2 separate regions of the Homo sapiens genome follow, and region 1 is linked to region 2. A link is a loop called in an ENCODE intact Hi-C map of the cell type or tissue named here. Cell type or tissue: sigmoid colon. All regions are shown on one strand.

Region 1 (2,500 bases), 210 kb before region 2:
ATGAAATTTCACACATAGGGTCTTTCAGGTTTGTATTTTTCTTAATATGTCTCCATAACTGTCAAATACTATTAAACATCGTTATGGTATTATACTAAATGCTTACCACTTTCATGGAGTACTACCAGTCTACATGAGAATTAAAAACTAGGGTAGGTAGTTTACCCTAACATAAATGATAGAGGAGTTGGGATTGTAAGCATTACAAATGAAGACAGGTAGATATATATGTAAATATAAAATAATGTACCATGTGACTATATTATATAAATGTTGACAGGACTAAGGATAGACATGGGTAGTACTAAGAGTCTCCTGTATTGAAAGCAGTGTCTTACATGTACAATAAGTATAAAATAATATTATACCAGGTGTAAATATATGCAAGACATAGGCCTTTCCATCACAGAGCTTGCAATTTAGTAATAAGGAAGAAACAACTATAAATATAAAATTTACTGCCTAATAGTAAGAGCCTTGACACAGGCCATATAGAGTACTCAGGAGGAGAAAGTACGTCTATTTAATAGGAGTTGGAAAGGTGTCATAGGAGAGGAGGTATTTGTGATAGACCTCTGGAGATAGATACTTAAGATTTTAATAGAGGAATTGGTTGTGATTTAGGAAAGTAGTGGGGGAAATGTAAATATAATGAACAGAATGATCATAGCAAAGAGGCATGAAGTGGGAAAGCATAGGCTGTTCTTATAAAACAGAGGAGGGCCCGTTTTCTAAGTCATTTCTGGTAATAAGGGCTGGAACTTAAGTAGTAGCAGTAGGAATGCAACAAGAAGATTCTTGTCAAAGATGATGCCAAGGGCTCAAGCTTCAGTGTCTGGTCCAGTTTTGGAAATACAGTTACTAAAAAGCTGTTTGGAGGGTGGGAAGGAGATAGGATTTGCAAATTTGGATGTTTTAATTTTTACAGAATGAAATTCGGCTACCAGTTAGAAATATGGATCTGTTGTTGGGAGAATGATTGGGCTTAAAAATAGACATAAAGGAGTCCTTTGCAGAGGTAGTGTTTAAAGTTGTGCCAGCTAGAACTTGGAATTCTTATGTTTAGGAAAGAGAAAAGAAAGCTAATGAAGGAAATAACAGCTAGAGAAAATGTGAAGATCACTATGATGATACTGTTAGAGCAATTAGCATGTCTGGAAGGCTTACTTTGTGCTAGGTGTAACACTGAGCCCTTCAGAATTTATCATTTAATCCTGACAAAGATCCCTACATAGCAGGTAATATTCCCATTTTATTAGGTAGGTGCAAAAGTGAAAGCGGCAAAAACCGCAGTTACTTTTGCACCAACCTAATGAAGAAACTGAGACTTAAAGAAGTTAAGTTGCATGTGATCACATAGGTACTAAGTGATAGACCCAGCATTGAAAGCTTTTGATGAATCCAGCCTCAGGCTCTTTCCCTTTTATGATATGGTCTTAGTCCATTGAAGTCAAGGAATGAAATAATTTCTAGGAGAAGAAAATTAGCCACTCTGACGAGAGTACTGAGGTAGGGGTCATCGTGAGTTGGTATATCCTAAGAAGGAAAATGCCATCATTGACAAGAGAGACCAGGTCTGGTAATGAGAATTAAAGTGATTTTGAGAGAGAAGCAGCTAATATATGGTTATGATGCCAAGATATTTAAGTGCATGTAGTATAATAGAGAGGAGTCCCTGTGGAATTGGGGCCAAGGAAATATGAAGAGAATGGCTGTTAAAGGTAACAAGATATAAACTCCATCAGAAGCAGCATAAATAGTAGAAAGGTAACAAGATATAAACTCCATCAGAAGCAGCATAAATAGTAGTTAAGAACATGGCCCTGGAGTCAAGAGAGCTAGGTTGAATTTTGGTTCTACCTCTCTGACTTTGGGAATTTCTCTGATTAGTTTCTTCATTTGAACAATGAGAAATTTTCTTCCACAGGTTATTCTGAGAATTAAATGAGTGGTTTTAAAGTGTTTAATACAGTGTTTGATACATAGTATGTGCTCAGTAAATGGTAAGTAACTTGCTAAAAAGAGATGAGCCATAAAGCTGTTCTGTGGTGGTGGTGCGTTCAGTCAGTGGGGACCTAATTGGACAGTAGCTTTCGATATTGATGAACAGAACAAATACTAGAGGGCTTTGTGACTGACAGAATTCTTAAGTGTGCATAATTGGGGGATATTGTTATGCAGTGATAGACGTTCTGTAGAAAACTGTACAGAAGCAAAAAGTATGTAAGGGCTAAATGTACAGATGTGCAAGAGTGTCAGTAGGTAAACTTCCCAAGTTTGAGTATAAAGGAATGTGAGTACATTGAGATGAAGAAACATCTGTAGTTACTTCATTCTTTCATTCATTCAGCAAGTGCTTATTGAGAGCCTGCTATGCACCTTGCACAATGGGCTGCTATGGATATAGCAGTTGTTCACCTAGGAGGACTGATACTTAGAATATAGCAGGGTGGTAAGAAATGTAAATGAAGTCAGCAAGTATTAGAAAAACAAAGGGACC
Region 2 (2,500 bases):
TACTTTACCTGTACTGAACTACTGTTAGATTCTGTTCTCCGCAGTGCCTTGCACATCGGATATACCTCATCCAGCTCGACTTACTAGGTTCCCCACCATCAATAAAGTGCTGTAGTGTCCCATCCTGGTCATATATCTGGAGAAGAGGTCAGAAGGTCAAGTAGTTAGAACGAATCATCAGCAATCATTTTCCCTACTTCCCTTGGTGTCTTTATGTGTCAGCTGCAGAAATTTATTGCCCTTAGGTTTGCTAGTGCTTATTGATGCTTGTGGACAACTCAACCGGAATAACAGGAAAATATGTTTTGATGATGCAAGTCGATCATGTTTTTCTTATCAAGCCAATCTTCTCTGTATTAAACATATTTGTGGTATCTCACGGATGTGACCATATTTCCCAAAGAATATTTAACTTATTTTGACAGGCTAGTCTTAAATAATGAGCTGCTGGATAAACAAAGCAAGCTGAAAGGAGAGGCCGCACTGACATTGTTGGAACATCCACATTCGAGGCCCCCCAGTCTCAAACACACAACTGCCCAGAGGCATTCGGGAGGCAGTAACTGTCTGTTCAACAGGCTGGGCGACACCCAGCAGAAGGCAGTTGGAGAGTTATGGAGCCGTAAAGAACTGGCAAAACAGACTCTGATTTGGGTGAAATAAATGGACTCTCACCTCAAAGAAGATGTAGGGCTTCAGTTTTCAGGACCTGAAACTAGTAGGAGAGGAGTCATTAAAAAAAAAAAAAAAAAAAAAAGAGAGACCCTCAAAAAAGGAAAGAAAAAAAATGGCTGTCTCCTATGAATCCTACATTTCTTAACCGAGTTGTCTAATTGTTACTGCCTCACATCAATTCAAGCAGATTTCCTTTCAAGATAGCATTTGAGAAAATGAAATCTGCTTCAAACCACTCAATAAGCATGAGACAAAAAGTCTTGTGAAAGCAACTAGGGAGCCAAGCAAACACAGAGTCAGTGCCAACAGCAGAGGCAACAGCTTGCCTTTCCAGAAACGACTTCAGATTCAGGGCACTTAGGGAGACATGGTATCTAGAGGAGTGGGAGATGAGGCGGTCATGTATCCACAGCAATTCTAGAAAGTCACTCCCAGTCCTGGGGCCATCCAGGAAGCAGGGACAGTTAAAGAATTTCCTAAGGGTATGGTTCTCAGAAGGACCATCATACACTGCACCTTTTCAGATAAAATCAGCAGTGGGATCCTTCTGCTGGTAGCTACTTCTCCAGAGCATCCTGACAAATCGTGTCTCTCACTCTTGCTAGTCCGCCCTTCCAATTTTCCTTTTCAAATAAGCATGGAAAATAAGTGTTAGAGAGAGCCTCACTGGTTACATTTAGGCTCCAAAATTAGTATGGTCATTCATATTAGTTTAGCTCAGCAGTTCTATTCCGGGGGAGGGGGTGCAAACGGGCTTAGTGATGACAGTTTCTTTTTACTAGTCATTTAAAAACAGCTGAGTTTTTTTTTACTTTATTTATTTTATTTTATTTTATTTTTTGCTTTTCTTGAACTCATTCCTCTCCAACCCCAACCTTTCCACTAACCCCACAATGAAATTCAAACATTAATCTGTTAAAAACAATTGAGAAGTTATGACTGGGTAAACACACCAGGGTGATCACAGCTGATAATCAATTTAGCTTGAGCAGAGTGAAGAGATTCTTGGATTATATTTATTTAAGGCTAATGACTTCTTTAAATTTCTAGGTTTTGGATAATGGCAAAAAATGGAAACATTGCATGGGGTGGCTACATCTGCTACATGAACAATCTAATGATAGACAACATATTTAGGATTGATTACACTGTAGTTGTTTCTGTTTTTGTTGTTGTGGGGTTTTGTTTTTGTTTTTGTTTTTCTAAAAAAACTAGTTAAGATTCAAAATTTCAACTCTGAAACTGTTGTTGACAGCCTCAGAGTTGAAATTTTTAATCTTAACCAGTTTCTTCAAAATTGCAACATTGACCAAAGCCATTTGGTTCCCTTAATGCCACTGTTAATCTTTGATGGAGTAAGAAATGTTGATGACCCAGCCCCCTACCCTCCCTTCCCTCAAGAATAAACCTTCCACAGGGACTGCTGGTGAAAATTATTATGAAGCATTTTGAGAAGTGCACACAACAATCCTCCTTTGTGCATGAAGCCACTATCTTCAACAGCAAGTAAAATCCTCTAACATGTCTAACTAGTGGGGGCTGTCTTAACCGTTGGCTCATTTGATCACCAGCCACTAACCAGTCCACCTTGAAAATTAGTATGAAAAGTGTTTCCCCCTACACTCTTGTTTCAGCAGTAATCTTAACTAAGTATATCGTGACTACAAGGAAATCTACAATTTTTGCCTGCCTGATATAAACTGCTACTTGCCTTGAGGAAAAGTAAAAGGCTATTTGTCAGGCTTTTCCCAAATATCACACAATGTAGCACATGGCATGAGGTTTGGTTTTCCTGGCTTTAGCTAATACTAACATTATAATATTT

The links. A loop is a pair of places that touch in the nucleus more often than their neighbours do. Peaks named below come from ENCODE experiments on the same cell type or tissue, not always from the same donor. Only the 100,000 strongest peaks of a DNase experiment are listed, where the experiment ranks them.
Region 1: it touches region 2 in a loop (3-fold over the local background); 1 of 110 quality-filtered maps calls a loop at or near these places.

Annotation. Positions count from the first base shown.
Region 1 is chr5:123,361,296-123,363,795 of GRCh38, reverse strand. All of the region lies in intron 18 of CEP120 (centrosomal protein 120), which reads left to right. Among named protein-coding and RNA genes, the nearest start is that of CEP120, 61 kb to the left of the region's middle. In sigmoid colon, no CTCF peak of the experiment used is centred here; no DNase peak of the experiment used is centred here.
Region 2 is chr5:123,153,520-123,156,019 of GRCh38, reverse strand. PRDM6 (PR/SET domain 6) reads right to left here. Exons shown (of 8, transcript NM_001136239.4): 4 at 9-136. Among named protein-coding and RNA genes, the nearest start is that of PRDM6-AS1, 64 kb to the right of the region's middle. In sigmoid colon, no CTCF peak of the experiment used is centred here; a DNase peak (open chromatin) is centred at 999.